Linked DNA regions of Homo sapiens: region 1 is linked to region 2. A link is an interaction called in ENCODE POLR2A ChIA-PET data of the cell type or tissue named here. Cell type or tissue: A673. All regions are shown on one strand.

Evidence for each region. ChIA-PET counts read pairs that join two places held together with the same protein. Peaks named below come from ENCODE experiments on the same cell type or tissue, not always from the same donor. Only the 100,000 strongest peaks of a DNase experiment are listed, where the experiment ranks them.
Region 1: POLR2A ChIA-PET joins it to region 2 with 5 read pairs; 3 of 35 experiments call an interaction of 5 or more read pairs at or near these places.

What each region holds. Positions count from the first base shown.
Region 1 is chr10:79,027,447-79,031,446 of GRCh38, forward strand. The region is part of intron 5 of ZMIZ1-AS1 (ZMIZ1 antisense RNA 1); the gene reads right to left. Among named protein-coding and RNA genes, the nearest start is that of ZMIZ1-AS1, 38 kb to the right of the region's middle. In A673, no CTCF peak of the experiment used is centred here; no DNase peak of the experiment used is centred here.
Region 2 is chr10:79,089,118-79,093,117 of GRCh38, forward strand. All of the region lies in intron 1 of ZMIZ1 (zinc finger MIZ-type containing 1), which reads left to right. Among named protein-coding and RNA genes, the nearest start is that of ZMIZ1, 22 kb to the left of the region's middle. RefSeq lists enhancers at 1-573, 1,195-1,696, 1,697-2,196. In A673, no CTCF peak of the experiment used is centred here; a DNase peak (open chromatin) is centred at 1,534.

The DNA of each region.
Region 1 (4,000 bases), 62 kb before region 2:
TGTGTGAGCATGGCAGTGCACACCCATCACAAGTGTGCTGACCATGGGGCATGCTCCAGATTAGGGGGCGGATCCCCCCACGCACCTGTCTGTCTCTTGGTCGCCTCCCCTCCCCTGGGGTTTATCTGGCCCAACAGCCTTACTCGCAGCCCAGGCAGCAGATAATTGATTAATAGAACTGGTGCTTGGCTCTTCAAGGTCTGGCTGGAGATAAGCAGAGACTCGAGTACCAGCGAGAGGGGGGTGCTGAGGATTTGGGGCTACCCTCGGAGCCCACAAACCACAGACACCCCCGTCCCCAGCCTTCACCCACCTCCCCCTCGTGCCTGTGGTCCACACACCCACCACGGTAGCACATGCAGGGCAGGAGCCCACAGTAAGCCACAGAGTGCAAAGCTGGGCAGGCCCCACCTCCCACCCTGCCTGCCTCAGAAGCTGAGCTGAGCAATGAATGGCTGCTGAGCAAATAACCTCCCAGCTGGGAGTCCACTCACTCACCACTTCCTTCACACATCCATTCTTTCCAGCACCTGACCTAGCACCTACCAGGTAGGGGGTGCAGGTGGCACCAGGAGCTCCAGAGGCCAGGCAGACACAATCCTACCTTGGGGCCATCACAGCCCTTGTGGCCTCTGAGGACCCTCCCAGGCCAGCAAGACACATGAGGAAACAATAACGTCAACCCCAAGGCCCAGTCACATAAGGAGAAGCCACGAGCTCAGACCTGCAGTTCTTTCCACCAGGTCCCTGGCAGGGGTCAGAGAGGAGGGGTATTTGAGAATGAACATGCACGGCATGTCCAGGAGCACCAGATAGGAAGGCTGCCCCCACCCCACTGATTTCCTGTTATGTGCCAGACACTGTGCGGCAGAGCTGTGTAGGGGGCTTGTCCTGCTACCTGCCAGCAGCCCTATGAGGTGAGCACTGCTACTCTCCAAGCTAAGGGCCTGAGAGAAATGAGGGTAGACAGATAAGGTTCCAGAAAGACCCTTCCCTTAAAAGAAAAAGGCCATGACTGTCAGCAGAGAATGCTCAGCTTCTTCCAGGGCTCTTTCCAAGCTAGAAGGAAACCCCCAGGGCCAGACGATCAGGATGGTTAGGGCTTCCTGGAGGGAGGGCAAGAAGGACAGTGGGGACGTCTGTCCCTAGCTCAGGTGCAGGGGGCAAACTCATGGCCCCTTGCTGTTTGGGGTGTGGGCATATACCTGCAGCTCCCAGAATGCCACCTCGGAAGCCGGGAACCTTCTGGGCTTGACAGTCATCCATCCCCTCAAGGAGCAGCAATGGCCAGATGGCCTCTGGGGCAGCTGCTGCCTCTACCCTGCCAGGCAGTCTTCTGGAACATTCCCACCATCGTGGCCTGGCCCCAAAATGGTGCCCCAACAGTCTCCCTCAACATAGCCTACTTTAGACCCTTAATTTGGAGAACTATCAAAGGCCAGGGCCAGAGGGCCAGTGGGACCTTTTTTTTTTTTTTTTTTTCAATGGAGACACTTCAGGCAGAGACAGCAGGCAGCAGGCTGGCTTCTGGTCACCAGGCAGGTACACAGCAGGACTGGGATTTGAACTCAGGCCTCCTGATGCTTAGCTCAACTCAACCTTACAGAGAGTACAGGGGCTAAAGCCATCTCATGTGAGACCTGATTCAATTTTCCATCCTTCTCTTTTTTTTTTTTTTCTTTCTTTTTGTGGGGGGAAACAGGGTCTCGCTCTGTCATCCAGGCTGGAGTGAGTGCAGTGGTGCAATCATAGAGCTCATTGCAGGCTCCAACTCCTGGGCTCAAGTGATCCTCCTGCCTCAGCCTCCCCAGTAGCAGGATGACAGGTACACGCCACTACACCAGGGTAATTTTTCTTTTTAATTTTTGTAGAGACAGGGTCTTGCCATGTTGCCCAGGCTGGTCTTAAACTCCTGGCCTCAGGCAATCCTCCTGCCTCGGCCTGCCAAAGTGCTGGGATTACAGGTGTGAGCCACCGCAACCAGCCTCCTTCTTTCCTTCTTTCTTCTACTACTTCTCCTGCCCCTTGTTCTTCACCTTCTACTCTTCTCCCCCAAGCCCTGCCTAATCTCTTTCTTTTTCTCATTTTTCCTTTTCCTCCTTCTTCTTCCTTCATCCTGCTCAAGTGAAAAAATAAAATGTCCTCCTCTGGTTGCAGATAGGAGCATCTGTCTGTGTGAGGGAGACCTCGGGGCCCTATTCCCCGTTGCGGTGGGCAGCATAACAGCCCTACCAGAGATGTTCACACCCTGGTCCCTGGAGCCTGGGAATATGTTAGGGTACATGGAAAGGAAAATTAAGGCTGCAGATGGAGTTAAGTTTGCTAATCAGCTGACCTCGGGATGGGGAGATTATCCTGGATTATCTGGGTGGGCCTGAGGAAATCACAGGAGACAGGAAATGGAAGAGGGAGGCAGAAGAGAGCCCTAGAGAGGGGCAGCATGAGAGGTACCCGGCCTGACACTGCTGGCTTTGAGGATGGAGGGAAGGCCATGAGTCAAGGAACACAGGCAGCCTCCAGAAGCCAGAAAGACGAAGGCTTGGACTCTCCCTTAGAGCCTCCAGGAGGATCGTGCCCTGCTGACACCCTGATTGTAACCCAGTGGGACCCACTTTGGAGTTCTGGCCTCGTAACTGTAAGATGATAAACTCCTGTTGCTTCACGTCACAACTTCAGTGGCCATTTGTTACAGCAGCATAGGACATGAACATACCATTCCATGCCTCCCACGGCCCCCCAGGTGCATTTCTCCAGGGATGGGGACTCCCTCCAATCTCAGCCAGCTCCCACTACTACCAAATCCCTCCCTGTGGGATCCAAAATTGTCCTCCTTGGAGCTACTTTCCAAAGCATCCGCTCTGTTCCCCCTGGGCCCCTCTCTGCTGGTGATCATGGGATCAATCCCCTCCATCCTTTTCTTCTCTTTGCCCAGCGATCCCCAGAATTCTTTGCTGATTGCTCTGCCAGAAACTCCCCTCAAAGAAATCTCATTTCCTGCTCAAAGCTTCCCTCAGAGTTCCAGGGGTCATCCATGCCCAGGCCAAAGTTCTCAGGAGCATAGACTCAGTCTACCTACCAAGGAGGCATTGAGTAGGATGGAGAGCATGGTTCCAGCTGGCTGTGTGGCCTTAGACAAAGCCATGCCCTCTCTGGACCTCTGATGCCCCATCTGTACAAGGGATAAAATCCTGTGAGTTTGGAGGAGGGCCTTGGGACAGAGTGGGTCTTGTCCTCCCTGATTCTTTTGCCAACACAACTCTCAAGCACCTGACTTCTCTCTGTGTTGCTTGTCATTAGCAGGAGAGGAAAGGAGAGGAGAGGAGAACAGAGAAGGAGAGGGAGAAGAAGGAGAAGGAGAAGGAAGAGACATCCATCCCTACAGAAATTGTATTTAAGTGTTTTATTGTATGCTCTGGCTCGGGCAGCACCTTAGTTAATGGTGTGTCAGATGATGGTACAAATTTATAGCTGAAGGTTTACATCACAGACAGCTGGAATGAATGACAATAAATTAATTTAAAGTGCTACCAAAGTGTTCCCCAAAGTATATGTGCTTATGAGCTCTGGGCTAATAATTTATAAATGCATGCCTTTTATAATCCTGGTCTTAAGTCTTGAAAGCAGCTAGTTAAAAAGCAGTCACATGACATAAATTATTTTTATTAATATCACAAGTGCATGATTAGGGTGGTGGGAATGGCGGTCACCACCAGTCCATGGTTTCAGCAGCCAAGCATCTCGTCCTTTCTCCCCATCCTCTGGCTCTGAGAGGAGGGGACCTCACAATGCCAGGGTCCTAGGTCCCTGGCACAGCTACCAGGGCCTGAGCTGGTGCCCCCACATCCTAACCCTGCTTTCCTGGGTGTGGAATGAAATTCTCATCCAATATGGGTTTCCTCTTCTAATGGCTTCCTGCTGCTCAGATGCAGAGAGCAAATATCTTTGCATGGGCATGCAATCAACACAGACATTCACACAAACTCAGAGAGAGAGAGAGAGA
Region 2 (4,000 bases):
CTGAGCAGGTACCTGGGCTGGTGCCACACTTGGGGAGGTGGACACGTAGCCTCAGAGCCCGAAGCAACTGGTGGGGTTCATTCCCATGGAGGAGAGGTTCTCCGTGGTCCACGGCCGGAGCCTCCGCATGTCAGATCCTTCTCCCCACCCAGATGGAGCCAAGTGGGCCCCACATCAGTGAAGGAAAAAGCCCTTGGCTCTTGTGCAAACACAAATTGTGGAAGAGTGGCATCAACAACACGAGGTGCTCCCCATCCATCCGGCTCACTTTCCTTCTACGAGATGAACTCAGCTCAGGGTGTTTTGTGCCTTCTCCGGTTTGCTCTAGTTTGGTTTTGGTCTGGTACAATTGAAGTCTTTGCCTCCTTCCGACAGAAGCACTGGACCCCTCTCCCTGGGCCCTGAAAACCCGGAGGGGTACTGGGACTGCTGTGTTGGATCAGAGGAGTCAGGTAGAAATTAGGGGTTCTGGGTGCAGGGAGCACTTGAGGTGCCTGCTGCATGCTCCCTGAAGACAAAATCCCAGGGAGGATGTGTCAGTTCCGAGGGCCACTGAGATCACCACCTCCGTGAGCATGAGCAAGACCCTATTGGCCGCACCTGGGACAGCCTTCCTGGGCAGGGCCAGTCCTACCACCTCCTTTGTCCCTCTCCCACTCCCCAGACCCCCACCCCCTACCCCTCAGGCCACCTGCTCCCTTTTTACCCAGGCACATGTCCATGTGTGCCCTTACAAGCTCCTGGCTTTCGGAAGGGAGGGGACAGGTTGTAGAGAGACGGGATGCGCCGGAGTGTAATTTTATTTCTGTGGCTCTCCTTTCAAGCTGTCACGGTAAATCTATTTTACTTGTCACTTTGTAAATCATTATGCAGGATTAAGCCTTTTACCAGCTTTTAAGGCTTCTGCAACCAGGGACAACCCCACCTCTCCCTCATCCTGCCTTCTTTCCCTCACCTCCCTTCTGAATGACCCTACTGCTGTGTCTTAAGGCTCAGTTAGAATGTAAGTGGGGACCCAGGAGACAGCTTGCTGTCATTGAGTTTAGCTGCCCCATTTTACAGGTGGGAAAACAATCCCTGGAGAGGGAGGGACTCCCAGGTGCAGTGCCTGGGGTGCTTAGTGTTTTGTGGTGCCCCTGAGCAGTGGGGAGGGAAGTTGCTGAAAGCAACCGAGCCTGGGCATGGGACTTGGAGGGTTTTTTTTCTCATCCCCCATGGGGACCTGGAGGCCCCCTGTGGCTGTGGCAAGATTGCTCAAGACCCACAAGGAGACCCCGTTTGGAAGAGGAGACATACTTGGAGGGAGAGAAGGACCTTCTGCCCCCTCTCAGGGTGTGGGGCTGGTGGGGTAGGGGACTGGTGACAGGAAGCTGGAGGTGGGAATGTGGTCACAGTCACCCTACTGGCATGTGGGATCCCGTTTATTTATTTCTCCAGAAATCTGTGTCCTTCTCCAGAGAAGGCTTTGAGGTGCAAGAACAATGAAGCCATGTGCTGAGATGTTGAGAGTTGCAGATAGTGGCTGGGACTACTAGGCCAAGAGCCAGCAGTGTGCAGCGGTGCGTTTCCTTTCACGGGTCCATCTGGAGCAGCCTGCTCACAAAACCAGAGTGAAAAGATGCTCACCCACAAGGCTGATGTGCATTGTGGGAGCTGAGGTTTGGGGGGTGCCCACTTTGAGAAGCCAGGGATGTATGTGCCCAGGGCCAGACTGCCCAGCTGGGCCATGCCGGGTTTGACAGCCTTAGGTCTTGCTGCCTTTTCCATCGGGATACACTGGCCTCATCGCCAGGTCAAGGGCTTCCTCCCTATTGCTGGGGTTCCAGGGCTGTCCTCTGCCCGTCTGTGCCAATAGAGGGCCCCGCCTTGGGGGGCTCACACTCACCTGTCCTGCTTCCACCACTCCCCACCTAGACCTCTGCTGTCTTGAGCCCAGATGAATTAATCTCTTGCAGCAATTTCAGTCTACCAAGAGACCTTCTCCAGCATCTTCTAGGGGAGGGTCCTGTGCTTTGGGGAAGCTGGACTGGGTGACATTCATTTCCACAGCCCTCTTTGCTTTCCCTGTTCAAGCCACCATGATGTGCAATGGCAGCTGCCTCTTTTTTTTAACTTAAAATTTTAAAATTTTGTGAGTACATAAGTAGGTATATGTATTTATGTGGGCAACTGCCTATTTATTGGCCTATTTCTAGACTCGAGCTGTTCTGCAAAGCCAGAGCCTTGTCTCTTATCCCCTAGCACGGGGGCCATAACGGCACAGGCTAAGGCAATATTTCTCCATTAGAAGGATGGCCAAACAAGAGTCCTCAGACCCTGACCTCAAGGAGTTTCACAGTCTGCATTGGAAACAACCTTGGCTACTCAGCAGAATAGCTGCAAGGAGTACTGAAAGCTTCAGAGAAATCGGCTAATAAGTTCCAAGGAGTGAGATGAGAATGAGCTAGAGTGGTCGGTGGGGAGGGGCCTCCTGGAGGAGGGGGCATTTAAGGGCTGCACTGAGGATGGAGAGGCTTTAGCTAGAACAAGGCAAGGAGCGGGAGGAAAGGTACTTCTGGGCGGTGGAACCGGCATGACCAAAGGAAGGGAGGTGTGCCTGTGGGGGTGCTGGGGCAGCTCAGCCAGCACCCATGGACTTTAGGGGAAGAACAGAGGCCAAGTTTCTAGGGATGGCTGGGACCCCAGAAGGAAGCCAGGGTTAGGAGGGAACACTTATTCTAGAAGTGGGGAGGGAGAGGTGTGTGACAGACTGGGTGAGGACAGAGCAGTGTTTTAGGAGATTTAGTGACAGGGAGCCACCTGGGTTGGAGGAGACCTGAGCCTATTAATTAGGCAGGTGAGTGGAGTCCCTGAGGTGTACTTCAGGACCAACCAGGCTCCCTGTACTGGGTGGGATGGGGCAGGGCTTAGGGGCTGGTGCTGTTCCCACCAGCCCCGCTCCATGCTGAGTGGGAGAGGAGGTGGCAGCAGCAGCTGGGGCTTCTGAAGATCTGGGTGCAGGCTTGGTCTGGCTACTCCTGTGCCTCTGTCCTCAACCTGCAAAATGGGGAGATTCTGCAACTCCACCCAGCCTGTCTGCCTGCTGCTGTGAGGAGTGCTGGAGACACAGGGAGGGGAAGTTCTTTGTGAACTGACATTGCCTGTTCTCATCCCCTTCTGGAAAACTGGTGGCTGCCATGGCATGGCCATTTCATGGCTGCTGGCTTCCCTCTGTTCTCCAGATTGGGGGTGACCCTAGGACCTGGGTTTCATTACCAACAAGCCATGTGATCTTGGGTCAGTCACCTCCCTCTTCCAGGCCTTGGCGTTCTCCTCCATAAATGGATCCGTGCTGATAACCTAAGCCTCGCTGCACGCAGTGTGGCTGTTGTTGTGCTAGGAGACCCAGGCTTGGGCTGCGGCTAGGGGTGTCCCCCTGTGGGCAGAGCCCCATACCTGTTGTCACAGTAGCATCGCAACACCTCCTTATAAGCCTTGGAACCTCGGCCAAGAGGTTTCTGTGTACGCTTCTTGGTCTCTGGTGACTTCTAGGCCCATTTGACATTTCTTTGCACTTCCTGCCCACTCCTGGAGGCCCCTGATTAGTCTACTTGGTTACAAACCCATATCAGATCCCTGATATCTCCCAGCAAGCCTTGCACAAGGCATGTGCCTTTAAGTGATGCTCGTGGCTCTTTGAAATCTGGACACCAGCTGGCAGAGGGGTGGTCAGGTAGCTCGCTTTTCTGTAAGATGGGTGTATTTTGTTTTTTTTCTTTTGGAACAGATTTTGATTTTCTGATAATAGAGCCCTTGAGATAGTGAGGAGACAGTACCGGAAGCAGCACCCCCAAAGCCGTTTGAATACAATGCAAGCAGTTGAGGGGCTGAGCTACCAGCCAGTAGGAGAGAGGTTCCTGGGGGTTCAAAGAGCAGTGGGGGAAACTGAGGTACAGAGAGTACCCAGCAAGAGAATGAATGAGTGGCAGGTCCAAGCTTCAGATAATTATTATTCTTTCTA